Linked DNA regions of Homo sapiens: region 2 is linked to region 1. Evidence: read pairs that join two places in POLR2A ChIA-PET (ENCODE). Cell type or tissue: Caco-2. All regions are shown on one strand. Each heading gives the region's core, and the rest is flanking DNA. Links, peaks and the distances in the headings are about the cores only.

What was found. ChIA-PET counts read pairs that join two places held together with the same protein. Peaks named below come from ENCODE experiments on the same cell type or tissue, not always from the same donor. Only the 100,000 strongest peaks of a DNase experiment are listed, where the experiment ranks them.
Region 2: POLR2A ChIA-PET joins it to region 1 with 5 read pairs; 3 of 35 experiments call an interaction of 5 or more read pairs at or near these places.

What each region holds. Positions count from the first base shown.
Region 1 is chr2:28,428,815-28,444,933 of GRCh38, forward strand. No RefSeq gene overlaps it. Among named protein-coding and RNA genes, the nearest start is that of FOSL2-AS1, 42 kb to the left of the region's middle. RefSeq lists an enhancer at 11,068-11,567. In Caco-2, for the core only: no CTCF peak of the experiment used is centred there; DNase peaks (open chromatin) are centred at 7,371 and 8,059.
Region 2 is chr2:28,752,474-28,768,592 of GRCh38, forward strand. The region is part of intron 1 of PPP1CB (protein phosphatase 1 catalytic subunit beta); the gene reads left to right. Among named protein-coding and RNA genes, the nearest start is that of PPP1CB, 8.7 kb to the left of the region's middle. RefSeq lists silencers at 1-9, 2,701-2,914. In Caco-2, for the core only: no CTCF peak of the experiment used is centred there; no DNase peak of the experiment used is centred there.

The DNA of each region.
Region 1 (16,119 bases), core at 3,064-11,063:
TAGACGCTACAAGGATGACCCTCAGTAGATGCTGAATAAATAAACTGGGGTATATCCAGACAATGGAATACTATTCAGTATTCAGTGCTACAAAAAAAAAAAAATATGAGCCATGAAACCACAAAAAGACATGGAAAAAACTTAACTGCATGTCTGTAAGTGAGGGAATCCTAGTGTAAACTGTGGAATCCAGGTGATAATGATAAGTCAGTGCAGGTTCATTGATGGAAAGAAATGCACCACTCTGGTTGGAGCTGTTGACAGTGGAGGACCCTATGCACGTGTGTGGGCAGGGAGTATCTGGGATCACTCTGTACTTTCTGCTTAATTTTGCTGTGAACCTAAAACCACTCTAAAAAATAAAGGCTATTTTTAAAAGTTGGTTTGAGACCAGCCTGGGCAATATGGTGGGACCCCATCTTTATAAAAAAATTTAAAAAGTTAGCCAGGTATGCTGATGTGCCACTTGTAATACTAGCTACTCGGGAGGCTGAGGCAGGAGGATCACTTGAGCCTGAGAGATCAAGGCTGCTGTGAACTGGGATTTGGCACCACTGCACCCAGCCTGGGCAACAGAGTACGACCCTGTCTCAAAAAAAAAAAAAAAAAAAAAAAAATCGGACCTGAAAAAGAGAAAATAAAAGCTGTTGGTTTTGAGTGCTTACTCTGCAGCAGTGCAAAGCATTGCACACCCACTCTGTTTTTAGTCCCCACAATTACCTCCAGGTTATACATGAGAAAAAAACAGGCTCCGACAAATGGGTGACTTGTCCAAGGCTACCCATCTGGTCATCGAGGAGCCACAGAGGACTCTGCAGTGCCTGCTGTTGGTCACCTTTCTGCCTCGGTTGACCACCAAAATGATGAAAATAGTAATATCCCCTGCTGGTTGGCTGTGAGCATTAAATGAGCCTTGGACAAAAAGGCCCTTTGTAGAGGTTTTCATAGGAGTTATTGTTTTATTAAATGGATGATTAGGAAGTTGCTGTGTGAAGAATGTATGGACTAAGCTTTTGCAAAGGAGGGCTCAGTTTAAACTCAAGCCAGCATGCTATTGCTGAGATGTGAGAAATAGATGACAATCAGTAGCCCTTCTTAGACAAGTCAAAAGACCTCTGGAGCCTGCAAGAGCAAGCAACAGTGTGGGTTGTGGAGGCCACAGGGCTCCTACTGCTCCATGTCATGCAGGGCCTGATGGTGGACTAGGGCCATCTCTGCCTATCCCCTGTGCACAAAGCTGAGAGCCCAAGCCCTCAAGCAGCGGTGAGGTGGAGTGCAAAGGAACCTAGGCAACCTCTCTCAATTTTTCATGCTGAGGATGGAGCACATAACTGGCCCAGAGGGATCCCAGCTGGGAGTTTTAGCAGGTGCTTTGGAACTGGCCATTCCAGGGTTTAAAGTCCTTATTTGTTGAGTGACCTTGAACACGTTACTTAACCTCCTTGAACTTTCATTTTCTCATCTGCAAAATGAGGATAATAATATCTATTTCATAGGGTTGTCATAAGGATTACATGAGATAATGTGCTAAAGTCACTCAAATATAGTAAGTGCTGCAGGGTGGTTAATGCTATCATTATGTAGTCGTTGTCCTTATTATAACAAGAGGAAGGGTAAACCCAGAGAGTTGAAGCAATTTGTCCAAGGCCACACAGTAGCTAGCTGCAGGCCTGGGCTTCCTCCGGGGTCACGATTTCCACCCCTTCCTAAGTCGGGGCTTTTCTGAGAATCCTTAACAGGTCAGATGAACTGATAGTCTGCACCTCACGCCCTAAGTGCTGCCTCTCTACACCTTTTGACAATGGCATTAGAACACCACAGGCTGCCACTGCTTCCAGCTCAGCCACTAATGCACCACTTGCCAGGCAAACTGTGGAGGTTTTGTTGAGCTGCTCTGCACTGATCCCCTGCCCTCTTCCTGGGAGAGGGTCCTTCCTGTGGGAGGTAGCTGTGCTCCCGAGTGGGTCAGCATACCTGTCCATCTCCATGAGCCATTGGAGGATTCTGAAGGCCCTGGCATGCTGGTCCTGCAGCCAGAATCAGTATCCAGATCCATCCCCTACAACCTGCCTCTCCAGAGTGGAACCAAACCCATCAGTATTTCTGACTTTGTGACGCCTACTTCCACCTTCTCAGCAGGGCTTCCTGGCACACAGATGTTTTCACAATGGCCCCTGAGATAATGAAAGACACCTCGGCATTGTGACACAGAGCTAAGGAGCTCTGGCCCATATGAGGCTGTCTCTGATGCCCAACCCTGGGCATTTGGTGACCAGCAGGTGTGCTCGGCTCAGCCCTGGGAGGATCTCCCTGTTTAGTGTCTCTGCTACTCTGGAACCCCACCTCCTCCTGTCCTCTCCTCTCACACCAGGGGCCGTGCTTCTGGCATTTCAGAGCCCCCAGCCTCATAACCACCACCCCAGAGCCAGCACTCCTTTCCTCCCTGGGCAGTAGGCCACACATGGGCCCTGGGAGCAGGTGTAAGAGGGTGACTGGTTGAGAGTGGCACTGGGTAGTGTGGAAACCCTGAAGGGGCCCTTGCCTGCCAGGCGCAGCTGGGAGATCCCTGAAGGGGCCACAAGGAATTGCCACTAGCACCGAAGCAGCCTCACCATGCGCCAGCTGTTCTATGCACTTAACACACAGCAGCCTATGTAGTAGACACTATCATTACCCTCACTTTAGAGATGGGAAAATCGAGGAAGGGGCTAAATAGCTGGTCCAAGGGCACACAGCTTGAGACTGACAGAACAGAGATCTGAGCCCATCATGGGAGCCAGCATGCCATTGGCACCCTGCAGATGGTACCCCCTAATCCAATCCCGCTCACCCCACCATCTCTCTCTGCCACAGACAGATCTGTTATATCTGCAGCTGCATCCTCAAGACATGTGCTGTCTCTCCAAGTCAGGACAAGCTCATGAGGTGGATGGCCACTGGTTGAAGTCCCTCAGCCTGCTTTCCCCACCAGCGGGCCCAGCACCCCCACCTAACCCACGCCTGGCCCTGGCTTGGATACCATACCCTTCAAGGATTTTATGCAGAGCACCTTGCTGCCAGGATGACCTGGGCCAGGTCTGTGGCCACTTGCCTGGGGCACCTCTTGGAGATCACTTGTCGACCCTTAGGCACCAGGTCCAGGGTCAGGGTCCCTGGGAAGCTCCCTTGGCCCCAAGTCCTATTAGGCTGCCTAAGTCTTTTCTGGAACTTAGACCTGCCTTGGGGCAGAACTGGTGGATGGGGCCATAAGAAGCCCAGAAGTGTCTGGGGATAGCGTGGGGAGGGTGTTCCTCCAGCTCTGGCCCTACCCCTCCCAGCCTGCATCTGCTGCTCTAACGGTAGACCCTGCCCCAAGCCCCTGCCTCCTTTTCTCATGCTTCTCATCCATTCCGGACCCTCTCTCCTCCCATAAATCATACAGCCAAGGTTCATTTATACCCAGTGAGGAAATGCCTACAAAACCGCTCAGCTTGGGGCCTGGCAGCCTGCGGCTCCAGGTAGGAGCTTCCCTTCCCTTTGCCTTTATCTCTCCACGTGGCTGGCCATGGTCAAGTGGCAGATTCCTACCTCCAGCCTCTACTCCACATCACCTACACTGCCAGATAAAGGGCAGACTCCTTTTGAGCCGTGGTCATCTGCAATACTTTTCTCCCTTCCCTCTACCTGGAGAACTCCTTCTTCTCCGGAAGAACTCAGCAGAAGTGTCACTTCCTCCAAAGCCTTCCAGGGTGCCCCAGGCAGTGGGCGGCTCCTGCCCCAGTGGCCACAGTGCTCTGCCCACACTGCCTAGAATACTTACGGAGAGCTTTTGGTACTGGCGATTTATTTGATGACTCTAGCCGGGGCCCCACAAAGATGAGTACATGTGTCTTCTTTTTTTCTTTGGATTACTTACCAAAAATTTTTAAAAATCGTAAAAATAATTAATGAACAAGACGCATGTTATAAAAAATGTTTTTAAATGCACAGTGTGAAGCCCCAGAAAATGCCATGGTTAATAGTTTTGTCAGTTTCATTCTGTCTGTATTTATTTTCTCTGTAGAAATTTATTTGATTTTTTTTACATAAACAAGATCGATCTATATGCATTTGTCCTACAGCTTGCTTTTCTCACTTTATAATACATTGTGTGTGTGACAGAGTAATGCTTCCCCAAATATGTACACATCCTAATCCCCCAAATCTTTGAATATGTTATCCTAAATGACAAAAGTACCCTCGCAGATGTCACTGAATTAAGGCTCTTAAGATGGGAAAGTTACCCTGATAATCAGGGAGGGTCTGATATAATCCTGTGGATCCTTAGAGAGGCAGGAGGGCCAGAGAAAAATTTGAAGATGCTATACTGTTGACTTTGAAGACGGAGGAAGCGCCCATAAGCCAAGGAATGCAGGCAGCCTCTGGAAGCTGAAAAAGGCAAGAAATGGACTCTCCCCTGGAGCCTCCAGAAGAAATGCAGCACTGCAGATACCTTTATTTTAGCCCAAGGAGACTCTTGACTTATGTAAACAGCACACATTTATGGTTCTAGGATCTCCTAGAACCATAAGGTAATAAACTTGTGTTTAAGCTGGTACAGCTGTGGTAACTTGTTATAGCAGCAATCAGAAACTAATACAGTGTGAGTATACAATGGAGGGAAAGAATGTTGATGGTGGTAGTAGTTAGCATTTATTGCGTATTGTATGCCAGATACTGTTCTAGTGCTTTATGTGGTGTATTAATCTACTAAGGCTGCCACAACAAAACACCATAGACCAGAGGCTTAAACAACAGAAATGTATCCGTGCAGAGTGCTGGAGGCTGGAAGTCCAAGATCAAGGTGCTGTCAGGGTTGGTTGATCCTGGGGCCCCACTCCTTGGCTTGCAGATGGCAGCTTTCTTGCTGCCTCTTCCCATAGTTGTCCCTCCGTTTGTGGGCACCCTAATGTCTCTTCCTCTCCTTTTATAAGGACACAGTTAGGATGTATTAGGGCCCACCCTAATACAGTTTAACATATTCACCTTGCTTAGGTCCTGTCTCTAAATACTATCACATTCTGAAGTACTGGGGGTTAAGATTTCAATACATGAATTTGGAGCAGGAGCGTCCACAATTCAGCCCACAACATGTGGATTACATCATTCAGTGTCCACAATAACCCACTAAAATAGAATAGATAAGAAAAGTGAAGCACAGAGTGTTTGAGTTAGTTGCTGAAATTTATACAGCAAGTAAGTGGTCACGCCAAGTCTGGGAATTGCCTGTTCATATCCTTTGCCCACTTTTCTATGAGGTAGTTTTCTGTTCTTTTTGGTTTGCAGGTGCATGAGTCAGCATTTATTGAAGGAAGGAATGAGTGGGAACAGTTAGTACTAGTCCTAGAAGAACATGGGAGAGGCTGGGCCGAGGCTGGAGTTCGGTCATGCTCCCCCTGCAACCCCGACTGGCAGTGAATGCCTCCAGAGGAAAACTGAAAACCAAGTGGGAGGTGGGGGCGTGCAGAGGGCTGGGGAAAGGGAAGGTGTCACTCTCTATTCACCAACCGAGCACAGCCCTGGGAGGCTTTCTGGAGGTAGGGGATGTTCTGGTCCATTTTCTCACCCTCAGGAAACTGTGGCCAACTTTAGTAGCTTGGGGTGTCCAAGCCACAAAAAGCTCTCAGTTCTGAGAAGTATGCACAGAGCGCTGTTGCCACGGGGGCAGGAGCCTCACTGCCTGGGGGATCCTAGAAAGCTTGGGGTGTCCCTATTACATTGCTGGGATGCTACTATCAAATCCCTGCACCTGAAATTCCAGGTTCCAGATTCGGGTACTCAGATGTCCCAAGAGAACTCCTCCCAGCATGAAAGATCTGTCCAGTCCAGCTGCAAAGGAGAGATGGCCAGTGACCTGCCAACTGTCTCCTGGATGCAGGTGGCCGGCCAGAACACATGGCCAAGACAGGGCTTGCCTCCACCCACCTCACAACTCATTTTGTTTACTGTGATGAAGAGGACAGCTGCCGATGGGGCCCAGGCAGGTCTCTGGCTGGCCGCCCAAATCAATGGGAATGTCCAAATTGTTTTTCAGGGAGAGCAGAGAGTGAAGGCTTCAAAGCGCTCAGCCCTCAGAGTGTGGAGCTCCAGAAGTTCCTTCCTGTGTCAGCCTTTTGGCTTGCTGTGGCCCAAGGACTAACACACACATGTACACACACACACACACACACACACACACACACACACACACACACACACCCTGCTTCTTGACTCCTTCTCCCAACTCCATTCCAGTCGTTAACAGCAGAAGGTAGAGACACTCTGACAACTCCATCCTGATTAAACATGCCCCATAGAAGGGCATCAGGAGTCTGAATAGAAGCTGAAATAGTTCCTGTTTCAGATCATGGGCTCTTGGCAAATAAGTGGCACCCCTGGCATAAAGAAGTGTGAATATCTTTCACCCCATTCTTCCCACTCAACTATCCAGTGGTTGAATTTCCTCTATAACATTCCTAGGACAGAATGGTTACCCAGGCTTTGCTTGAACTCCCCCAGTGATGGGGAGCTTACCACCTTCCAAAGTAACATACCTGGCAATTCTTGAGGCAGGAGGGTTCGTTCTTACCCTGGTCCTTCCTTATGCCATCCCATCTGTTTCCTGCTTGGTCGCCACAGGTGACCGTATTTGAAGACAGCTAACAGCTCTGTTTCTTTATGAGGAAACAGTGCGGGGTTTAGCAGGAGGATATAAATTCAGTCATTTCACACTTTAGGGAAGGTTTTCCCTGAGTTTCTGACCCACTACAGAGAGGCCATCCTTCTCTGTGGGCCCACATGTGGGCCCAGGACAACAGTGGAATGGATCTCTGGGCCCTTTTGACTGTAGACCACATAGCCTCGCTAGCTGGGAGGGACTCAGCCCACTGTCTGGGTGCTGGTGGAGCTTTTCTGGGTCCCTAGGGCCTGGAGAGAGGGACTCCATGCTCTGAAGAGAATGCTGTACTTGGAATCTGACCTCCAGACTAGCAGGCCTGTTTCTTTCTACTTCCCAGTTGGGATCTTGTAAGCAAGCTGCTGAAACTCCCTGAGCTTTAGTTTTCTCATCTATGAAATGGAGAAATATCTATTGTCTTTTTATGAGGATCGGATGACATCACTTATGGGAAAATACCTTATAAACCAAAACACAGTCTACAAATGATTAACCAGTCTAAATGGTAAGTGAAGGAGCTTGTGGAGTTTGGAGCTTGGAATTTCTTTGTCCCAAGTCTTGCTGGTGGGTGAATGTCTGGAGCAGAGTTGGTTTTAGGAGGACTTTGGATTCTTCTTCAAGCCTTGTGGATGTTTCCTGGTACCCCGGGGTTCCCCAGTGCAGGGCTCAGACCTGTTCATCCTGCGTGACCCCTGGCCCACATAAGGCCTCTCTGTGAGGGGACTCTAGGTCCAAACCCACAAGATCAAGTTTGGGGTGGAGGTCAGGCAGGTGGAGCCAGACGGGGCCTTCTGTTCTCCTCCCCTCTCAGGTGCCCCAGGGCTGCCAGCCCAGATCTGCACCTGCACAACCTCTGTTCATTGCGGCCCGCCATCACTCCCTGCCCAGCCTTTAATTTAGACAGAGGTGAATTCTAATCCCCTAATTAGAATGGACTTTAATGAGAGGAGCAATGGAGGGATCGGGAGTCGGGGAACCCAGACTAATGACAGTGGAGGAACTCTGAAGTGAGAGGATCTCTTTTAATCCAACCCCCTCATTGAACAGATGAGGCCCCAGGAGTGGGCAGAGGCCGGGCTAGCTGGTTCCCCTGGAGTCTCCTGTCTGAGCCAGGGCTCTCCCCTGCAGCCTGCTGCTTCTCGTGGTCTCTCTGTGCAGACTCCTAGCCTTCAAGCCTGCGGTCGTGGCTCTAGCCTGGCTCTCTGGATGGGCCGAGTCCCGTGACCGGGTGGGGATGGCCGCAGCCCTCGCCCTCCTGGAATCACAGGAGCAGGAAGGGCAGGAGCCTCCATAAATAGCAGCGTGTTGCCACCTGCCCAACCCCAATCCGGTTCATCCTGACTTAGCAGAAGCACTCGTGAGATGTCCTCCCAGGCAGGGATGGGCCAGGCAGCCTGTGCTTCCTCATGCCACACGGTGCCCCGAGGGTGGGAGTGCTGCAAACAAAGGGCATCCTGCCAAAGGGCCTTGGAGCGGGCAGGTAGTGCGGCAGCCCCTGAGGAGGAAGGAGAGCGAGGTCTGGATTTTCTGGGGGTGGGTGGTGTGAGCTAAGGTGGGGGGCAGGCAGCTTGTTTCAGGCAGGGCACAGGCCCACCCCGAGGTGGCAGCGTGGATCCCAGGGTGGGGGTGGGGGGAGGCGGGCAGCCGCACAGGCCGGCAGGGTCCTCTGCCCAGGTGTGGGGAAGGTGCTGGGCTATGCCTGGCAGCCTCCTCTCTCTCCATCTCCAACTGCCCTGTCCTCTCTGCCTGGGCTCCCAGCTATAAAGCAGGAACAAGCCTCATCCCTTACCTGCCTGAGGGGACATTGAGCAGGAGTGAGATAATGTCTGCTGCAGCTCAGCCTTCCACTGAACGAGGCAGTCTCTAGACGGAGTCTAATTTTACTGCCTAGAGCTCAGCCAGCTCCCTCTGGGGGCCCCTTGCTGCTCCCTGGCCCCTTCTGCAGGATCCACAGGCCCAACCTTGGCTTGGCTGTGGGAGGATCCCGAGGGCCAGCGCCCAGCTCTTGGGCCCGAGGCCTGGGCCTAGATTCATTCTTTCATAGCCCATTGTTCAGGGTTCAAGGAGCCGCCCACCCACCCGCCCCTGGCATTCTGGTTAAACCAGGAGTCTGGGCGGCCAGGCGTGGCCTGGGCCTAATGAGCAGGGTGTGCCCGGAGGAGTTGTTAGGAGCAGGGCGACAGCTGTGGGCAGGTTCCTACCCACCACGTGGGCGGGTGGCTTGCACAACAGCCCCCTGCGCGTTGGCGTGCTGCACGGCATTCTTGCCATGTGTTTATTTTTTAAAAACAAATGCTCAACGTTGGTGGGAGTGGTGAAGATATTTCTAAATGTTTCAAAGACATTGTGTTAACATGTTTTAAACCCCGAAGTCTATTGTCTTAGGAAAGTTGGTGCAAGTCTGTAGGATTTCCACCAGTCACAAAGAAGGCAGAATGCCAAAATCATAACAGGTAACCCCTTCCCCATGATTTTCAAAAGGAGGAATCTTCCAGAGTCACTTGGGGATTATGGGCAGGTGGCCCCACCAGGGCCGTCCTCCATGCCTGGTCTGTGGAGGAGGAGCTCCCTGCTCTCAGGGCAAACACAAGTGCATCCCAGCCGCTGGTTTCCTCTCCTGGGCTTGTTGACAGGAGGGTGGAATTCCAGGCCTGCTTGGTTTTCATGCATGGGGCTGTTAACTAGGATCCCTGGCAGCTCGAGGAGTTTTGGACCAAATCAATCCTCCAAGTAATGACCAGGCGAACTCAAGGCACTGTCTGTGTGTCACTGTGTATCTGGGACAGCCTTTGCTGTATTTGAGAGAAGCCGGTCTCCTGCCTTGCAGCAGAGCGTAGTTTGGTTGGTAGTTGGGGGTGGGTCATCCTGTTGTTGAAGTACCTCTTTGTGCCCCTGGAGACTTGCATTCTGGGTCCTGCTGTTAGTTGGGAGGTTTCCAGCTTAGAAACATTGTGGTCATCAGACGCCTTAATGGGAAAGCTGTAGCGAGGACAAGGGCAGGTGGGCCTAAGAAGAAGAGAGGTTGGAAGGATGTATCCTCGCATTCCAGATGGATGCCGCACAGGTCTAACAGCACAGAGGGAGAATCTGGAAACACCAGACTGCAGAGTTGGGTGGGACCCAGCATGGAGGGTGTTCCTCTAGTATCTCTGTCCAATATCATAATCGCCCAGGCCGCAGTGAGAGCATGGGCTAAAATTCACGCAGTCATTTCCTTCATGAGATAGCTTTGCAGATCACTGTGGTTGACTCGTGGGATACAGAAAGGTCAAGCCATTCTTGAAAGATCTCTTGTCAACACAACATCCCATCTAGCTCGAGTTCAGATCTCTTATGTGAGCCCCTGACGCTGCGGACCTGCCCCCCCGGCCATCACTCATCCAGCCTTCACAGGGCAGCAGGTGGCCACCATCTCCTCGGCTGAAAATGCCCTTGGAATGAAATGTACACCTCTTCAGTGCCCCCAACCCCTCCCTCCCTCACCGCTCCCATCTAAGCCACTCACTGTGCTCCGGACAAAATGGCCTCCTGCAGGCTGTTGCACATGATATGCTAAGCCTTCCCTTCCGTCTGCCTCTGCAATACACTGTCATTGCTATTCTTATCCCTATTTTTCCTATTTATTTCAGAAAAATTAAAATCCTACCTTCCCTGTTCTGGAAAGCATTCTTGCACCATGCCCTTCAAGACTGACTCAGTGGAGGGGGCTGCTGGAAGGAGCTGGAAGTTATATTGTTAGGGAGGGGACAGCCATGAGTTGGGAGGTCAGAATAGAAAATCTAAAAGTATTTTCAGTCTTGCAAGTAAGACAACTATCTATTGTGACGAAAAGAGTGACGTCACTTAGTGTGAGACCTTGGGCAAGTTCACCCCGCTTTCTGAGCCTCAAATTCCCCATCTCCAAATTGGGAACCATGAATCCCACCTCTCAGGGGCTTGTGAGGACCCACGGATGTGACCCTCATGAAAGTCTGGACCTGACACGAGGGAGATACATCATGAGCATCAGCCCTCCTTCCCCATCCCACAGGCCAGGAGCATCTGTCAGTGCCCCAGTGCTGACTCTCCAGGGCACTCTTCGGACTGAGGAGGAGGCAGAGGGCCTCATCAGCGGGGGCAGGGGGACCAGGAGGACTGGATGTTAACAAATTGCCCAGCACCAGTGGCCGTCATGTTTGTTTCTTAATTAGGCCGAGTTAATGAATGTCGTGGCTCGTGATTCACTGCTTTGGAGGATATATCCCTTTCTGTTTGCCTTCCTCTCACCTGGGCCTGACAGCTGCCACCCCCACGCCACCACCCTCCACACTCCTCTGCCACACAGCAGGCCTTGGAGTCAGCCCACCTGCCGGAGGGGGTGGCCATACTCAGTCTTGGGCCCCCAGCCCTGCTCCATCAGGGTTCCTGGACTGGCAGAGCCAGAGGGGACAATGGAGAGCCCCCATCAGTGCTGAGGAACTCAGCGTAGAACGCCCTGAGCTAGGCCCTCCCCTGAGCCCCGCTTTACTTTCACAGGTGGCAGGGCGGGCAACGGCCGCACGGGTGTTAGCAACAGAGTCCAGGCCAGCGGGCTGAGGCCCTGGACAGGTGTCGGGAGCCAGACTCATGACGCTTCCCCCACCTGCCCCCTTCCCTCTGCCCGCTACAGACAACACACGCCTGAAGCAGGGCTGAGCCCTGGGCGCAGTGGATAAGGCCTCTCCTTTTCGTCCATACAAACCTCTAGGGGACTTGCCATGCTTGTGGGGAGCCAGGTTGTCAGAAAATGGGCTCATGGGTGAGGTCTCCTGAAACTTCTAGCTTCTCCTGGGAGACCAGGGAGGGCAGAGATTTTAAAGTTTAAAAGGGTCCACATGTTCCTCAGTCTGAGAACCAGGCAGTCCTACGGAGAGGCCAGGGCTCAGCACTCACTCACTTCTTCAATGCCACCTTCCATACCCACTGTTTAAGAAGTCACCACCTTGGGCCTGAGCTGGGGGTGCTGTAGAGTGGAGCAGGGGCAAGCTGAGGGGGACAGAGGTCTAGCGGCAATTCTGGTGGAGAGTAAGCTCAACCTCTGGACAACCCAAAGACATTTCCTCCATGTGCCTTCCTCCAATGCCACTTTTTATTTTCTGAATTGTCTGCAAGGAGAGTGAGATGTTGGGCACTGCAGCCAGAAAGACCTTGTCCTCTGCCTGGGACAGAGGGAAGGACGGGCCAGAACCAACATCCTTGTCAGGGAGACTCAGGGCAACTGGGACCGAAGAGCTTCAGGGTTCAGCGTCCCCACCGGCTGGCCCCTCCACCAAGCAGGTTTGCAGGAAGACAGCATGACGCAGGAGGAACACAGTCACCTTAAAAGGCACCTGTTGACTCCCTAAGGTGCCTGGGCTCAGGGTGTGGGGTGGGGATGGGGGAGGGAAAAAGTGAAAAAGATCCAATATGGAGACACAAGAAACCAGGCTCTTTGGGAAGAAATTCATCAGGAAGTAGTTCTGGAACGTCTTTCTCCCAGTAAGCAGCACAAGCCATGCAGGCATTTGGAGGGGAGAACTTCTGCCCTCCAAACCCATGATGGTGCCATATGGAAAGTGATGATGCCACTGGAAGGCACCAATTGCCACTGGACAGGACACTGTGGTGTCTTGAGAGCAAGAGCACCAGCCTGTTTTTTATTTTATTTTATTTATTTTATTTTATTCTGGTTAACTATATAAAAGATTTATCTTGCCTCTTTTATTTTAATAAACTAGATAAATATTGTATTAAGAAATCAAGTTGTTGGCTGGGTGCAGTGGCTCACACCTGTAATCCCAACACTTTGGGAGGCGAAGGTAGGCAGATCACCTGAGGTCAGGAGTTCGAGACCAGCCTGGCCAACATGGTGAAACCCTGTCTCTACTAAAAGTACAAAAATTAGCTGGATGTGGTGGTGCACACTTGTAATCCCAGCTACTCGGGAGGCTGAGGCAGGCGAATCGCTTGAACCCAGGAGGTGGAGGTTGCAGTGAGCCGAGATCGTACCACTGCACTCTAGCCTGGGCGACAGAGGGAAACTCCGTCTCAAAAAAAAAAAAAAAAAAAAAAAAAGAAATCAAGTTGTTTGTGTTTAAATACTCACGAGTAAGGTTTGTTAGGTTTTATGTGCTAGCATTTTTTAAAATTTTTTATTTTTAAAATGTAATAAAATACACATAACATAAAATGTACTATCTCTTCCATCTTAAGAGTACAGTTCAGTCACATTAAGTATATTCACATTGTATGCAACCAATCGCTTTTTCATCTTAGGAAACTGAAACTCTGTACCCATTAAACAAAAACTCCCCATTTTCCCCTCTCTTCTGCCCCTGGCAACTGTTTTTGTGTGTGTGTGTTTTATTTGTTTTTTTGTTTGTTTGTTTGTTTTTGAGGTGTACTCTAGAGACACTGAGATGCGTCGATCTTAAGTGTAAAACTCACTGAGTTTTGACAGACGTGTACACCCATGCAACCACAATTCCAATCAAGATATAGCATATTTGCTTCACTCCACTAGGTTGCCTTTTTACCTTCTTCATCAATCTCCAACCCCACCCTGAGGCAACCAACGTTCTGATTTCTATCATCACAGATCCTTTTTGGAATCATCTCATATGCACTCTTTTGTGTTGGCTTCTTTCTTCCACACAGTGTTGACATTTGTCCATGTTGCATTGTTTGTTCATTTTTATTGTTCAGTAGTGTTCCATTGTATGAAGAAACCACAATGTATTTATCTACTTATCTACCTGTTCATGGTCATGTGGGTAATTTCCAATTTTTGCTAATAAAGGAATAAAACTGCTATGGATATTTTTGGACAAGTTGTTTTTTGGGTGAAAATCTGTTTTTATTTCTCTTGGGGCAATACTTGGTTGTGGAATTGGTGAATCATAGGGTTGGTGTATGTTTAACTTTCTAAGAATCTGCCAAACTGTTTTCCAAAATGGTTGTACCATTTTGTGCCCTCACCAGTGTGTGTTACAGTTGCTTCACGTCCTCACCAGCATTTGCTATTGTTGGTCATTTTCAGCTTAGCCATTCGAGTGGGTGTGAAATGTTACTGCTGTGGTTTTAATTTGCATCTCCTGATTAAGCACAATGAGGCTGAGCAATTTTCATTTGTTTACTGGCCCTTTGTAATGTTCTTTTGTGACGTGTCTGTTCATGTCCTTTGCTCCCTTTTATTTATTAGGCTTTAAAAAATCATTTTATTCTTGATTTGTGAGTATTTATATATTCTAGATACCAGAACTTTGTCAGATATATGTTTTGTGTGAATATTTTTTTCACAGACTGACTTGCCTATTTTCTTAAAAACGTCTTTCCAAGAAAAAGAAAACAAAAATGGCCAGGTGTGGTGGCTCACACCTGTAATCCCAATACTTTGGGAGGCTGAGGTGGGAAGATGGCTTGAGGCCAGGAGTTAGTTCCAGGCCAGCATGAGAAACACAGGGAGACCCTATCTCTACAAAAAAAAAAAAAAAAAAAATCAAATAAAAACCAACAAAAGAGTTTAAAACAACAAAAAATTGATAATGTCCAATCTACAAATTATTTCATTTTTTAATAGTTTGTGATTGTTTTTCTTTGTGTGTGATCTGTTTAAGAAAACTTTGCCTACCCAAAAGTCATGAAAATTCTCTCTTCTGTTCTTTTTTAGAAGCTTTATAGTTTTAGATTTTTTGTTTAGGTCTATAATCCATCTATTTTTTTTTTTTTTTTTTTTTTTTAGACAGGGTCTGGCTGGCTCTGTTACCCAGGCTGGAGTGCAATGGCGCATTCTGGGCTCACTGCAATCTCTACCTCCTGGGCTCAAGCCATCCTCCCACCTCAGCCTCCCAAGTAGCTGGGACTACAGGTGCATGCCACCAGGCCCAGCTAATTTTTTGTATTTTTTGTAGAGACAGGGTCTCGCCATGTTGGCCAGGCTGGTCTGAACTCCTGATCTCAAGCGGTCCGCCTGCCTTGGCCTCCCCAAATGCTGGGATTACAGGCATGAGCCACTGTGCCTGGTGCAAAATAATTTTTGAGTATGATGTGAGGTAAGGGTCAATGCTCATTTTTTAATATCCAGATGTTCTAGCATCATTTAAAATTAAAAAGACTTTCCTTTCCCCCATTGAATCACATTGGTGCCTTTGTTGGGAGTCAGTTGAGCACATACACATGGTCTCACTCCTAGGCTTTCTATTCTGTTTCCTTGATCTCCTTGTCTATTCTGACACCAATATCTTATTGTCATGATTACAATAGCTTTACAGCAAGTTCTAATTCAGGTAGTGAAGACGGATGCTCCATGGGGTACTGCATATACATATTTTGTTCTTGTTGTTTTGTTTTGTTGAGACAGGGTCCCACTCTGTTGCCCAGGCTGGAGTGCAGTGGGATGATCATAGCTCACTGCAGCCTTGACCTCCAAGGCTCAAACGATCCTCCTGCCTCAGCACCCCAAATAGCTGGAACTACAGATGCACACCACCGTAGCTGGCTAATTTTTGTATATTTTTAGAGATGGGGTTTCGCCATGTTGCCAGGCTGGTCTTGAACTTCCGGGCTCTAGCAATCTACCCGCTTTGGCCTCCCAAAGTGCTGGGATTACAGGCATGAGCCACTGTGCCCAGCCTGTGCAGCATATTTTTGAAATATCAGCCCATTCCTCCCAGTATTTATTCTTTGCCCTTTTCACCACCAGTTCTGAGCTGATTACCAAGGGGGAAGTGGATATAACAGGATACAAGGCAGAAAAAAGGGGTGCCTTTCTGGCTTTGGTTTCAAAGCCCAAGTCCTAAAAGGAACAGAGTCACAAAGTTTGGAGAAAACAGATGATAGAGAGCAGCTCCCACTCCCGCTTCCAGCCAACCACCCTTCTAAGACTAGAGAAAAATCCCCTAGGTGGGGAGGAGAGAGAAGAACGGGAGGGAATTAGAGAGCAGCTCCGCACCCCTATATCTTGGGTTAGGGTCTCAGGAGCCAGCCAGATCTCACAGAGGGGACAGACAAGGCTTGTAGAGCCTCCCCTGGCTCTGATCAGTGCGGGAGCAGCAGCATGAATTCTAGACCCTTAGTATGACCCGGAGAGAGGTGCACACTGAAGGATCTGTAAGATCAGAACAGCAGCCATCCCAGCAGAGGCCTGCATGAGGAAAGTCTCCCCAATTCCTTAGCTCTTGGTGAACCTCCTAGAAAATCACTCCCAACACTGAGAAGAGTGAGCAGGAAAACCTGCATTGACTGGGTAATTTTCTGCCATTCTGGTGGTGAGGTATCTCATCTGAGTTATAGGAAGGGAAAGAAGGTAATATTTTTTGAACATCTGAGTTAGTTACTTAAGGTTTATTCCAGCTTTATATGGAACTTCTAACACCCTACATTTTAAGGACTAAGCCTAATGTTAATACAGAGTGGTGATGAGGAGGGAACCACCCATTCCGCTGGGAGAG
Region 2 (16,119 bases), core at 1,969-9,968, 320 kb after region 1:
GAAAGGCCGCCGGGCTCCGCGCGCCGTGGTGCTCGCCTCCGGTGACCCGAGGATGGGGAGAGGATGCCTGCCACTGGGCTTTGTGCGTCCGTGGAATCACTGTTCTTCTCTGTTCTCTTTGTGCATTGCCCTTGGCTGCCTCCGATTGTCGTTCCGGGAGTGAATTTTACGTATATATATATAAACCTGTCCTTAACAGGACTGCTTCGTCTGCTCTGCATTTTTACACAATGCTATATAGAATGGATTCTTCTTAAAGAGAGGATAAAATTAGCGGGAATTAATCTACCGTTTGTTACTTGGCCTAAAAAAATTGTAAGACAAGATATTTGATCAGGTTGAAGATGCACCTAAGAAATGTGATGTATGTAGATGGGTTTGCTGAAGGGATTGGCTTTTGCATTTGATTTGAGCAGAGCTTAATTTCTGCACAAACTTAGTGAAAATCTATTTTTAAAGCCTGTCTTGTATTCGAAAGGTATTTGTAGGTCTACGCAGCATTTGAACTTTCCGGGCTCAAGTGTTCTTATTGAATAGTTTTATGTTGGTGGGAAGGCAAGGGGGGAAAACGAAGAGGTGGACTAGCCGGGAGTTAAATGTATTGATTCATTGCAGGATATTATTCAAAGTTAAATGCAGTCTTCTGCCAAACAGTCCCTCTACCCTAAAGTTTTCGTCATCAATAATTGTTTTGTGAGTGTGTAGAAAAGCCTTTAATCCTTTTTAAACAATTTAGAGGCCTCTTTGTTAGCCGCCGTCCAGCGATTGCATATGTACTGTTTGCTTTCAAATTACCTTAAGATAATTGCTAGAGTGAAGCAGTATGTACTTATATTTGGAAAATCATCAAAGAATATTGTAATGGGGGAGGGGTAATTCCTTTTTCTCAAAGTATGTGTCGGTATCTCAAACCCAAGTTCTGTGAGTACCTGTTCTGTAACTAAATACTGTGTATTTGCTCCAGATGTGAAAGCCATCCAGCAGTCTTAAGACTGAATAGGAAGCAAAAGTTTTACCAGGAACTCTTATTTACCTTTTCCTTTACTATCAAGTTATTCCTGGGAGGCCCCCTGGTGCCTGCAGTCAGTGTTCACTACCTAAGACTTTGTTTCAGATGTGAACATCTTGCTGGGTCTTTGAGAAATTTGCTTTGAAAATAATTGTATTTTGTAACTGTTTTATGAGGGAAATACAGTTAATTTAAAAATGTGTATGTCTTGTTTACATTTGGGAAGTAGAGGCCTACTCCTTTTTATTTTTTTTTTATTTTTATTTTTTGAGACGGAGTCTCACTCTGTCGCCCAGGCTGGAGTGCAATGGCACGGTCTCAGCTCACTGCAACCTCCGCCTCCCGGGTTCGAGCGATTCTTCCGCCTCAGCCTCCTGAGTAGCTGGGATTACAGGCACCCCGCCATCATGCCCGGCTAATTTTTTTTGTATTTTTGTAGAGACGGAGGTTTCACCATCTTGGCCTGGCTGGTCTTGAACTCCTGACCTCGTGATCCACCCGCTTCAGCCTCCCAAAGGGCTGGGATTACAGGCGTGAGCCATCGCGCCCGGCATATTTTTATATATTTTAAACTTTGCTTGTAAATTTAAATATTTTAAAAATATGTTTGTATCTCAATTTATTTATATTTTATTTCATTTTCCATATATTTTGTAGGCATAAAACAGATTTATGTTTTAAAATGTTTGTATCCTTTTAAATTAGACGCACCTTTATATGATTACAGGTACTTAAACTTCACGAGTGGGTTGTGCAAGGTTACTAGAAAAGACACTGGGGGAAAAATAAGTGATTCCATTTGTTTTTGTGAATTCAAATTAAATATTTGGTTTGTACAATCTGTTTTCCTTTTTTGGGGGGGCGGGGGGGGGGCGGGTAAGAATTGTAGTCCAGATACGTTTCTCTCTTAATTTAGCAAGCGTTAACAAGTTGACCTCCTCCTTGCCAGGCACCAGCAATCCTAAGATAAGACACAGTCTCTTCACTCAAGGAGCTCCCAGTCTAAACAAGTGTCTTTCAGGCTTTTTCAGCCTCCTCTCTGTCCTATGTTCAGCACACATTCTATCAGTACTTCTTCATCCTACAGAAGCATATTTAGTTTGACAGTGCCCCCAAGGGATTCTTAAATATTCTAGGTTTTTCAGCTCCTTCCCAGATCCAGACCTGTTGAAAGACTTGTCCAGAGCAGACTTGAATTTTCTAGTAAATAATTATTTTTAATCTTCAAAGAAAATTTTGTCCACCTGGATTTTCAGTGATATTAGATGCTAGTTAGTGATATTTTGTAAAGCTGCCTAGCAAGAATAACTATGGTTAGTGTTTTTAGTGTCAAATGAACGTGTAAGTAAAAATTTGGCAAGAATTTCTCTGCATTAGGGGAAAACATTCAGCAGGACCTGATCTCATTTTAAAATGCTGATTGTAGCCCCACAACATATTCCTGATTGTTTTTTCTTTTTTACTGTATTAAATCGCAGATCAGCTATACACACTTCTGGTGACTACATTTTATGAGTTGCTTTTTGTTTTTCTTTTTTAGGTGGGCGTATTATTGATAAGTTTTTTTTGTTTTTTGTTTTTTTGAGACGGAGTTTTGCGCTTGTCACCCAGGCTGGAGTGCGGTGGGGTGATGTTGGCTCACTGCAACCTCTGCCCCTGCAGGTCCAAGCGATTATTCTGCCTCAGCTTCCCAAGTAGCTGGGACTACAGCATGCCACCACGCCCCGGCTAATTTTGTATTTTTAGTAGTTTCACCATGTTGGCCTGGCTGGTCTCGAACTTTCCATCCTCAAGTGATCCACCCGCCTCGGCCTCCCAAAGTGCTGGGATTACAGGCATGTGCCACCGCGCCTGACCTTGATATGATATTTTCAAAGAGTCCTTTAGGTCATTTTAATACAAACATGCCATTTAATGTAAAACAGAAATATTGATTTTATTATTTGGACGGTGCATATTCTTTCGGTATGTTTTCTTGGATTAACTTTTGCTTAGAACTAAAAACCAAAGACTTCTACTTTATCCCCTGTAGTGACCCTGTTGGCCACATTCTTGTGGCTTACCATAGTGTTTTGATCATTTAAATTGAAGCTAGTTTGTATGAGTATTCTGGAAAATCCGGTAAAAGCTTCTTACTTAGATGAGTGGTTCTCAAAGAGGGGTGGGAAATGGGAGTATAGCAGAATCATCTGGGGAACTTCATTCAAACTATAAGTGCTAAGTTTATTTTGGAGGAAGTGAAGTGGAATGAGTAGAATCTAATGCATTTGGGAGGAGGTTAGTATGGAAAACTGCTGCTGGGTGAATAAGAGTGCCAGCTCTGTTCCCAACCACAGTCTTGATCCAGGTATTTAAAAACTGGGATGTGCCAGTTGATATAGTATGTCTATTATGTGTCATATATGTGATAATATGAAACTGTTTAGAATTTGCTTTTTCCTGATTATGAAAGGGCAGCATTCTTTCAAGAAGTCCCCTGTAATTCCACAATCCAGAGATAACCGTTGTTGAAATTTTGATATATTTTTGTTTAAAGATACTTAACATACTTTGTAAAATTCACATGCTTTACATCATTAGAATATTCTTTACATAGCTTTATGAGTTAATTTTTCATGTAGTATTACATCATGAACATTTTCCCTTGTCATTGAAATGTCTTCAAAAATACCGAAAAGCGATTTGCTGTGTGATAGAAAAGTTTTTCTTAAAGTATTTTTTAACATATTACCACGAAGCTGAACTTGACTATTACAATATGAGTTGTAGAATATTAGCACTGTGTAAAGTTCCATAGCAAAATGTGATTGTGTTACATTTTTGGCCCACTTACAGTTTTATGAAAATCGTGGGATGTGTTTGTACCTGTTTTGTTTTTTAAATTCATTTTTCATTTAACTTTGACCTGTCAGATGTCTGAATTTGTGACACTGCTTGTGATCTCTTAGTGCGTATCTCCCTTTTCTTTCTTGTGAAACAGGTATAGTACTCTTAAGATTTAGTTAGGCTGACAGACTACACTTTTAACTTTTCCTATTCAAGACAGGCTGGAATGCAGTGGCTTGATCATGGCTCACTGCAGCCTCGACTTCCTGGTCTCAATCGATCCTTCTGCCTCAACCTCCCTAGTGGATGGGACCACAGGCACATGACACCTTGGCTGGCTAATTTTTTTTATTTTGGTAGAGACGGGGTCTCCCTATGTTGGTTGCCCAGTCTGGTCTTGAACCCTTGTGCTCAAGCAATCCTCCAGCCTTGGCTTCCCAAAGTGTTGGGATTACAGGTGCGAGGTGCTGCGCCCAGCCTGTAGTGTCCTTTTGAAGGTTAAAAAAAATGAATGGATTTGAAAAATGAAATCGATTAATGAAAGCATATTAAAGCCCTCCATTTTAAAATGACAGCTTTATCCAGATATAATTCACATACCATACAGTTTGCCTATTTAGAGGATATGATTTTTAGTATACTATAGAGTTGTGCAGCCATCACCACAGTGAACTGTATAATATTTTCAAACACATATACCCCCCAAAAAACCCTGTTCCCGGTAGCAGACACCCCATTTCTCTCCATTCCCTCCCGGCCCCCACTAATCTACTTTTTTTTGTCTCTTAGATTTGCCTATTCTGGACGTTTCATGCAAGTGAAATCATACAATATGTTGTCTTTTGTGACTGGTTTCTTTTAATGTTTTTAACATTCATCTTTGTTGTAGTATGTATCAGTACTTTATTCCTTTTATGGCTGAATAATATTCCATTGTATGTATACACCACATTTTTAATTCATTCATCAGTTGATGGACATTTTGTTTTCTTTCGGCTATTGTGAATACTTGTAGTGCTGCTATCAACATTTGTGTAGAAGTTTTTTTTTGTGGGCATATACTTTCAATTCCGTTGGGTATATAGCTGGGAGTGAGATTTCTAGGTCATATGGTAGCCCTATGTTTAACTTTTTGATGAGCTGCCAGGTTGTTTAAGGCCTCTTTACTGATTAAATTGTTTAATTCTGACCCAGCAACCTAAAGGTTAGGTGGTTGGAAAGAAGTGTCAGTTGTTGCCGACAACCTCCACTTCTGTAGGGAAGGTGTTTTGTGTGGATGTGCAGCTAGACTTGTTAGAAAAAAGAGCATGTTGGGGAGTGGGGGAGATCACCCGAGGAATATTTTATCTCCTTGATTCTTCTGGATGAGATACTAGAGGAGACATAAGGTCGTGGCATATTTTTTAACTGATTCAGAGATTAGGTGTTTGTTTTCTCTGAATTAAGTTCAGCAAGTAAGGGAAACTGACAGTTTGAAGAAGTAGCCCAGAGGTGTTTTTATTTTGCTATCTGAATGCAGACCTGGAGCTTTTCTGGTAAATATCTAAATCCAAGATGAAGATTCGTTGGGATTTAATACATTATTTAAATTGAGTCTAGAGACAAAGCCACATTAAGAGTCAGGATTAGTGGGGAAGATAGTTGCATCTAGTAGGTCTTTTTCTTCCTTATTCTCCACGTTTATTACTTTTAAAAGAGTATACATTCCAATGCCATGCATTTTTAATTTTTTTTAATTAATTTTTTTTTTTTTTGGAGGCAGGGTCTGGCTCTGTCACCCGGTTGGAGTGCAGTGGCATGAACATGGCTCACCTGCAGCCTCAACCTTCTGGGCTCAAGTGATCCTTCTACCTCAGCCTCACAAGTAGCTGGGACCACAGGCATGCACCACTAATTAAAAAAAATTGGTAGACACAGAATCTTACTTTGTTGCCCAGGCCAGTCTCAGAGTTCTGGGATTACAGGCACCCAGCCCCATTTTCAAACATTTCTAACAGGTAAAGTAATACAGGTATGAAGGAATGTTAAGATTCTTAGAAATACTGACTTAAATTCTGTTATGTATTTCTGAAAGGTTATTCTCGAATGTTGGTGGCATATAGGGAGGCAAGGGGAAGAAATAGTTTGTAAATGTCAGTAGGTTTAGCAGTGGTGTGGTAGATGGGGATTCCCAGTGGAGTCTTCTAGGATTTGTGATTGGATACAGATTGATACCCTTAGGCAGCAGCCACTGCTTCTAGCAGCTTTAAATAGCCATTTCAAGGCTTATTCAAGTATAAATAACCAGTAGCCAGTTTTTTCCTGATTTGATAGAGGAAGTCAGTCCTTGGTCTAGATGGGTACTTGTCATACAGTAGGAAAAAGGGCGGGGGCAGTTGTCCTTTATTCTGCCTCTGCACTATTCACATGTGGAGCACAGTGATTTGTGAGAGTATGTATAACCTTCGTGAACATCACTGGCCTCAGAACCCTCCCTTGCCAAATTTACCTGCATCTGTGCAAAGACAAGTGGAGATATTGATGATATGTGCATATCCCAGAGGGAATAGCGTTTGCTTTTTGATGCATGCCCACCCTTGCATAATTGGGAGGTTTTAACATAGCATATTTCACCATAAAGGAATTTTATTCTAAGAATGTTAATCAGAATATCCCTAAGTAACAGAAGTTCCCATCTGGTCAGTTGCAAGGTGACCAAAACACTTTCTTGGTTTGAGTATAGTCATATGTTCTGTCAAATGATGTTTTGGTCAACAGTGGACTTCATGTAAGGTAGTTAGTGGTCCTGTAAGATTAGAATGGAACTGAGAAATTCCTGTCACTTAGTGACATCATAGGCATAATGTCATAGTGCAATGCATTACTCTTGTTTGTGGTAGTGCTGGTGTAAACCTATTGCACTGCCAGTTGTGTAAAAGTACAACAGGCCACGCGTGGTGGCTCATGCCTGTAGTCCCAGCACTTTGGGAGGCCAAGGCAGGTGGACCACTTGAGGTCAGGAGTTCGAGACCAGCCTGGCCAACATGGTGAAACCCCATCTCTACTAAAAATACAAAAATTAGCTGGGCTTGGTGGCATGCATATGCCTGTAATCCCAGTTACTCAGGAGGCTGAGGCAGGAGAATCACTTGAACCTGGGAGGTGGAGGTTGCAGTGAGCAAAGATTGCACCACTGCTCTCCAGCCTGGGCGAAAGAGTGAGACTGCATCTCCAAAAAAAAAAAAAAAAAAAAAAAAAAGTATAACACAATTATATAGAGTACATAATACTTGATAATGGTAATAAACAGCTATGTTATATATTTACCTTTTTTTTTTCTTTTTTTTGAGACAGAGTTTCGCTCTTGTTGCCCAGGCTGGAGTGCAGTGACGCGATCTCAGTTCACCACAACCTCTGCCTCTCAGGTTCAAGTGATTCTCCTGCCTCAGCCTCCTGAGTAGCTGGGATTATAGGCGTGCACCACCACACCTGGCTAATTTTTTGTATTTTTAGTAGAGACGGGGTTTCACCGTGTTAGCCAGGATGGTATTGATCTCCCGACCTCAGGTGATCCGCCTGCCTCGGCCTCCCAAAGTGTTGGGATTACAGGCTTGAGTCACTACGCAGGGCCCTGGAATATATTCTTATTTTAAAAAACTAGTTAAAACCGACTCAGGCATGTCCTTCAGGTGGCATTCCAGGAAAAAAAGCTTCGTTATCCTGGGAGGTGATGGCTCCATGCATGTTACTGCCCCTGAAGACCTTCCAGTGAAGATGTGGAGGCGGAATATAGTGTTACTGATGATCCTGACTCTGTAGGCCTAGGCTAATGTGTGTGTATATGGCTTAGTTTTTAACAAAAGTTTAAAAAGTGAAAAATATTTTTAAAAATAGGAAAAGGCTTAATAGGATAAGGATATAAAGAAAATATTGTACAGCTGTATGATATGCTTTTGTTTTAAGCTAATCGTTACTAGAAAATTCAAAATGTTTAAAAATTTTTTTAAGTTTCTAAAGTAAAAAATGTTAAGTAAGCAAAGGTTAATTTATTCTTGAAGAAAGAAAAATATTTTTATCTTTATTACTGTATATACATTGTGCCTTTTCTGTGTTTAGATATGTTTAGATATACAAGCACATTGTGTTACAGTAGCCTGCAGTATTCAGTACAGTAACATACTGTGCATCATGCTTTGTAGCCTAAGAGCAATAGACTATACCATCTAGGTTTGTGTAAGTCCACTCTGTGATGTTTGCACAACAACAAAATCACCTCACTGTGCATCTCTCAGGAAGTTTCCCTTTGGTAAATGATGCATAACTGGACTTGTCTGACACCATTTTAACCTTCCCCCTAGTCCTACCTCTCATTCTCAAGATTTGGAGAAATCAAAATCTAAGTTTTCATAATAAAAGGTTAGGTATATTGGGTGTTACATAGCTTTCACTAATGTCATATCTAGCAGTTGTAATCACGTATTTTAAAACTTTAAATAGTAAATTAAGAAGGAATCTTTATAGGTACTTGTATGTTTCCTCAATGTGGTTTGAATTGAGCGTTTTATTTAAATTACTATCAAATACTTGAGCCAAACTAGCGAGACAAAAAGACCAGACCTTTTCTTTTTTCCGAGATGGAGTCTCACACTGTTGTCCAGGCTGGAGTGCAGTGGTGCAGTCTCGGCTCACTGCAGCCTCCGCCTCCTGGGTTCTAGCGATTCTCCTGCCTCAGCCTCCTGAGTAGCTGGGATTACAGGCGCCTGCCACCATGCCCAGCTAATTTTCTGTATTTTTAGTAGTAGAGATGGGATTTCACTAAATCTCGAACACCTGACCTTGTGATTTGCCCACCTTGGCCTCCCAAATTGCTGGGATTACTGGGGTGAGCCACCGCGCCCGGCCGAGACCAGACTTCTGAGGGGGAGAAACTTGCAAACCTGTCAGTGAGAAAGAGTGAGGTCTGATTTTAGATGACAGAAAGGAATAGCTTTTGTGAATTTCGGACTCCCAACTACTAGAATTATGTGAATCCTGAATGATAATCAGATGTTTACTCAGTTAAGTGTTTACTCAAATATTAATAAGTATTGATACATTGGGATGCCATCTTATATAATGATTAACGACACAGATTCTGGGTGTATTTCAGCCCCAGTTTCTTCTGCATATATGATAGTAAGTGCCTTCAAACAATTCTTGACACATTAAAGGTCAGAAAATGTTAGCCGTCATTATTGCTTAGTACAAACCTGAGCTAGGAAATACTAACAGAGAGCTCTTTGTGCCACTGAGTCCTGGAACTTCCCCATACTAATTTTGAGAAGGCTTTCTTGTAAGTATGTGACAGATACTGTTTCCTCCACTTTCTGTTTATTGCATATAACCACTATTCTTGTATGTAAGTACGTATAACAGTTTCTTTACTATTCCCATTATTCAGCGTTTATAATCTGGTTTGACATATCAGTGTTGGTGCTGAGAGGGAAAGGTATTTCTAGGTAGGATAAAATGGTGAAAAGTGATTTAACACTGTTGTATGCTTGCTTTTGGCCAGGAACTATAGGGCAGTGTATCTTAAACTTTGAGTCTTGAGACCCTCTTACACTCAAATTCTCCATATATGTAAAGAATTGAAAACGAGCTTTTATTTATGTGAGGTATTTAACAATATTGCATTAGAAGTTAAAACTGAGAATTTAAAAATTTCTGTTCTCGGCCGGGCATGGTAGCTCACACGTGTAATCTCAGCACTTTGGGAGGCCGAGGCGGGTGGAATTGCTTGAGGCCAGGAGTTCAAGACCAGCCTGGGCAACATGGTGAAACCCCATCTCCTAAAAATATAAAAAAGTTAGCTGGGCGTGATGTCACATGCCTGTATTCCCAGCTACTTGGGAGGCTGAGGCACAAGAATTGCTTGAATCTGGGAGGCAGAGGTTGCAGTGAGCTGAGATTGCGCCACTGCACTCCAGCCTGGGCGACAGAGTGAGACTGTGTCTCTAAATAAATAAATAAATATCTGTTCTTTAAGTAGCAACATATTACATTTTAGCATAAATGTTTTTTATGAAGATAACTTTTCTAAAGCAAAAATGTGAGAAGTGCCATCATTTTATGCAAATCTAATGTCTTTTTAACAGAAGACAGCTGAATTCACATCTCTGTTTTGTTTCAGTCTTTTGATACCTTGTTTTAGTTGAATATGAAGAAAGTCTGTAGTCCTACAGATACGTAGTTAGAAAAAGGAGGAGTAGTTTAATAGCTGTTCTAGATAATTGTGGGTATTCTCTGATGTTTATACCAAAAATCAGCAAGTGGTGGTTTTTTAAAGGTGAATTTTAAAAGAGATGTGGAATCTGAAATTATATCCATGAATTTTTATGTTCTCTTACATTAAAATCCATTGATCTTTCTTGTACTTTAAATGGATCTTACACATGACTTTATAATACGCGTTGTTCATTTGGATAATATTGATTCAGCTGAGTTATGCAGATGTCCAGATGTTGAAACAGCTTATTATCTAATACAGTATCCAGAAATGACATTTGTTAATGTTACAAGATCTCATCAGAAGAGTCCTTAATTATGGAGAAGCTGTCAGATTCATGGTGCTGATTACAAGGTTTCTAGAATTTTAGTTTGTAACTTGAAAGCTTGAATTTTATCATTGGCAACAAGTACTGTCAGTTGTTTTCCTTGAAATGACAGGGTCACTTTGTTCATGTTCACGTGTATCTGTTGAATATCTAAGTCTGAATAACCATAGTTTGTCAGTTAATACTTTCCAGTAAAAGTGTTTAGTGAAAAAAAGTGTCTAGGTCTGCTTGGAACTAAAACAGTCACAGGAGTGCTTTCCTTTGCGACAACCATTGTACTTTGGGATGGAGCAGGAGTGCTTTGTGGGCATTTCCATTTTATCATGTAGATTATTAAAGAGATGTATTCAAAGATTGAAGTTTAATAAAATTGATCATTTGTACTGCTTTACCAAAGGGCATACATGAAGCTGCCTTTTTTGTGTTTCACTGCATGTGTGTTGCAATGAACAACACAGTGACTGACTACCAGTGGGGTTTGGTGCCACTGACTTGGTGTGTACTGAGACACTTAACAGTTTTACCCATCCTTGCTTTTGTATTATCAAAGCAGATGTCAGTGCAGTGGAAAAAAAAAAAGTCCTTTATTCCTGAAATGTCTAGCCCTCACCTATATCTGTCACTTTTCTTCTTCACTCTTTTCTCATTATACTTGCTATTTGTTTACCAATGTACCTGAAATGACTTTTTACTTATGCTTTGTGAATTCATGAAAGCCATGGGCCTTCTCAGAAAAATATTTTTACATATACACAATATTACAGACAATTTGTGGTACTATACAGAGCCACTAAAGGCCATTTTGGTCTCTGAATCCACGTTAGTTATTCTTTTGTTTTGAGACGGAGTCTCACTTTGTCACCCAGGCTGGAGTGCAGTGGCACCATCTCAGCTCACTGCAACCTCTGCCTCCCGGGTTGAAGCGATTCTCCTGCCTCAGCCTCCCGAGTAATCTGGGATTACAGGTGCGCGCCACCACACCTGGCTTATTTTCGTATTTTTAGTAGAGACGGGGTTTCAGCATGTTGGTCAGGCTGGTCTTGAACTGACCTCCTGATCCGCCCACCTTAGCCTCCCAGAATGCTGGGATTACAGGCATGAGCCACCATGCCCGGCCCACATTAATTATTGTTAACAGGCAGTCCTAAGATGAGAGGGAAGTACAGCAGCTGCCTAATTTTTTTTCACTTAAAACCGTGTGTGTGTTGTGTGCATAGAGAAAGATGGGGAGGAAAGGAAGACAGAGTGGGAGAGGGAGAAGAAAAGCAAGAGAGAAAGAATGAAAAAGCAAAGGGGGCTGGACGTGGTGGCTCACGCCTGTAATCCCAGCACTTTGGGAGGCCGAGGCAGGCGGATCACGAGGTCAGGAGATCGAGACCATCCTAGCTAACATGCTGAAATCCCGTCTCTACTTAAAATACAAAAAATTAGCTGGGCATAGTAGCACCCACCTATAATCCCAGCTACTCGGGAGGCTGAGGCAGGAGAATGGCGTGAACCCGGGAGGCAGAGCTTGCAGTGAGCTGAGATTGTGCCACTGCACTCGAGCCTAGGCAACAGGGCGAGACTCCATCTCAAAAAAAAAAAAAAAGAGAGACTCCACATTTTAGCCAATTGTAGAATTTTTATTTTTCTGCCTTTTTGTTGCTTAAAAGCAGGCTTTTGTGCTAAATATGGAGAAAATGCTAGGAAAAAATTAGGATGTCTAGATTTAACTGCCATTAATTAGTATGTAATCTTGGGGGTGGGGGTTGAGTAAGAGTTAGAATACCAGTGGTCAGTGAAGATTACTAAGATTTTATGAGGCCAAGGCGAGTGGATCACTTGAGGTCAGGAGTTCGAGCCTGGGCACATGGCGAAACCCCGTCTCTACTAAAAATACAAAAAATTAGCTGGGCATGGTGGCACACACCTGTAATCCCACCTACCCAGTAGATTGAGGTAGGAGATTCACCTGAAGCCAGGAGGTGGAGGTTTCAGTGAGCCAAGATCATGCCATTATACTCCAGCCTGGGTGACAGAGAGACCCTGTCTCAAAAAAAAAAAATTTATGAGACACCGTGCATAGGTGTTGGAATTAGTGCTTTTTTCTTGCCATCTTTTCTGTTTTAGAGAGGTAATGATAAGTAAGAACTTGCTGGGGAAAGTAGCATAAGGTTAGTGAAAAGTAAAATTTAGTATACACACAACACACAGACACATATATATCACATACCCTTGGATATGTGCGTTGGAAAGACAAACCTGCAATGGAAAAGTTTTTACACTGATATAAAATGTGAAATATAATGGTTGAGTAAAGGACAGAATTCTTTTGGGAGAGGATACACATTTTGCTTAATTGAGATTCAAAGTTAATGTTCTCTGTCATCAAAACTGATTGCAAGTGGTCATCTCTTGATGCTGATCTGTAGTGAGATTCTATGTATTTCATCTTAGAAGATGTCTTTTTACACAGGGACATACTGCATATTCATCACTTGGAAAGCATTTATAGAATTCTCCTGATACTTGCCTTTCAGCATGTCATTACATTGCAGATTAATCACTTCCAGTAGAGGGTTAGGTGGAAGCTCCTCGGCTGCACAGTTAAATGGATTTTGATATATGGAAATTTTTTTTGCGCTTGAGTCAAGGTTTGAAGAATGCTAGTTTGAGTTTGAAAAAATGTATCTGCTGCAAAATTGTGTGGGAATGAAGATCTCACTTGTCTTAACTTGGCAGCACGGGTTATGTATAAAGCAGTTTGCTGACTGGGTATGGTGGCTCGCGCCTTTAATCCCAGCACTTTGGGAGGCGGAGGCAGGAGGATCACTTGAGTTCAGCAGTTTGAGACCTGCCTGGGCAACATAGTGAGACCTTGTCTTTATAGAAAATTAAATTAGCCAGGTGTGGTGGCATGTGCCTATAGTCCCAGCTACTTGGGAGGCTGAGGCAGGAGAATGTCTTGAGCCAGTAGGCTGTAGTGAGCCTCATTACACCACTGCACTCTGGCCTGGGCAATAAAGCAAGACCACATCTCAAAAAGTAAAAAATTAAAAAATAAAGCAACTTGCTTTAATTCAGACAGTATTAGTTGTCAGAATGACTTACCACAATGGAAGTTTCTCATATATTTTTTTGCCTTATAATTTTAGGCTGAATTTATTAGAAAACATTTAGGGGAGCTTTCATTCTATTTTGTAGAATAGAGGCTACCTCGAATTAAAAGGGGAAAAATTACTAGATCTGCCGCAAAATTTAATTTCTAAAACTCTTCTGTGTTTGGTAATAGTGATTGAGGGTGGTGGTTCTTGTTTAGAAAAAATTCAGTATCAGCCCTGAATGCAAATAAATTACAATAAAGCTGTCACTGCTAAGCCATCAAAATCCTGTGTGGTTGGCCAAATGAGGATATTCAGCTTTTATTACTAACAAATAGTCATGTAACTGACAGTGGTTAAGTTCATTAGAGCAAATGAAGTTGACCATTGATGCCTGTGGTTCAGTAATACCTGATTAAGATATTTTTCCACAAAAAAACTGCACCAGACTTCAAACATCCTACATTTTCTCAGACTTTGTAAAATAGTCCAACTAAGTATTTTTCTACTTTACCATCATCAGTTGTGACATATCTTAGCAGATTACACTTCAGGTTGTACTAAAATAGTTTTTCTCAGCTGCTTTGAGAATATTCTTGCCTCTAGTTGTTCCACATAGATTATTTATAGAGGGTAACTTTTCAGTCACTTCGAATGAGGATTGGCTCCCCAAATAACAAGTATTGGTAATACCTGTCATCGAGAGCCAAGGAACACCACTCAGAACCATTTGGCTTGTTTTTTAATTGTTTACTAATTTTGCTCCCAGTGTTCTCAACTCTTCAAGCACCGTTTTTACAGAAAGGCTAATGGCGTTTAAAAGTTTATTGTCTCAGCTGGGGTGGTGGCTCACGCCTGTAATCCCAGCACTTTGGGAGGCCAAGGCAGGCAGATCACGAGGTCAGGAGATTGAGATCATCCTGGCTAACATGGTGAAACCCCGTCTCTACTAAAAATACAAAAAATTAGCCGGGCGTGGTGGCGGGCACCTGTGGTCCCAGCTACTTGGGAGGCTGAGGCAGGAGAATCGCGTGAACCAGGGAGGCAGAGCTTGCAGTGAGCCGAGATCACACCACTGCAGTCCAGCCTGGGCAACAGAGCAAGACTCCATCTCAAAAAAAAAAAAAAGTTTATTGTCTCAAAAAATACATAGTTCTTCAGCTTTTCCAATCAGATACAATTTAATTAACCCACCATTGATAAATGACTTAACTTGGCTAACAAATGGGCCACTTGGAAACTTGAGTTGCAGACTCATTTTTATTTTTGTGAAGAAATTCTGCTGTGATGAGATTTCATTTTAATTTTTTAAAAAGTTCCCTTACCATTGCTTTACTATGAATTGGGAATGCTGTGGTGAGTGCTCCATCTGGTAACATCAGTATATGTTGTGGTTTTTTTTTTAGCACAGCTACATAATGACTACAATGCCTTAGCACCCAATTAAATAACATAATCCACACTTTATTGTGTCTTAAAAACACAACATTCAAAGTTCACTTTTTTTGCTTTGACATGATGAGTATGCACTGGTAGTAAAAGTAAATAAAATGTTGCAGTACAGCAATAATCGTGACACCCATGACGCTGCCAGGTTGTAACTGCATCTGTATAATTTGTGATGCACCGAAAAGCAGTGTGAAGTGATGAGAGTACCATATGTAGTCCATCACAACTGCTCAGCTCTGCCATTGTAGCATGAATGTGTCCAGTGATAAATAAGTGGCTATGCTTCATTAAACTTTATGGCCACCAAAATTTGAGTTTCATATAATTTTTATATGTCACAGAGGATTCTTTTGTTTTGCTTTTTTGCAATCATTTAAAAAATGTAAAAAATTATTCTTAGGCCCCTAGCCATGCAAACACTGGCATTGGGCTAGATTTGACCCCTTGGCCTTAGTTTGCTGAATACTGGTGTAGTTTTTCTGCCTTTCCTAATGTAAACATGATTGTAGAAAGATAACCTTACTGGAAGTCAGGAAACCTTGGTGCTCCCACCAAAGTTGTGTGACTGATTAAGTCAGGTGAAATAAATTGGGATTAGGAGCCATGGTGTCTAGTCCTTGACAAGTCATTCCTCAATTTTTTTAATGTAATCACCTGAATTTCTAGTGTATGCATAATCACATTTTGTGTGCCTCTCGGCAGCCATTCCATTGTTGAAGAGGCAGCCAACACAGAAAATTGTTGAGGGGTTTTGATCTTTGACAAGGGAAGCGTATAGTGTGAGCTCACCAGTCACCCTGGCTTTTTTCCCTGGAGACATTTCCTAGTTTGTGGCATAGGGGAAATAGATCCCAAATAAAAAGTGACGGTCTCACTGGGCTAAGGAAGAAAGGTGGAAGTTTGGGGCCACTAAAGCAATTGAAGCTTAAGTCCAGGAGAGGAGAGAACCACATAAAATCTAACCTCAAAATCTGCAGTCAGGTCCCTCTAAAGTCATTGACTGACTTCAGAGGTACACATAAGCAAGAGAAGAAACCCAGCAGAAAACAGTAGCTGAAAAGCTAAAGATCTGAGCAGACATTTCAGTATCTAATGCCAGAGAGGCAAAAATGGAAGTTCAAATCCTGCCAAGTTAGAGGGGCCTTATTACACCCTGAGTTTTCCACTGTGGCCCCAT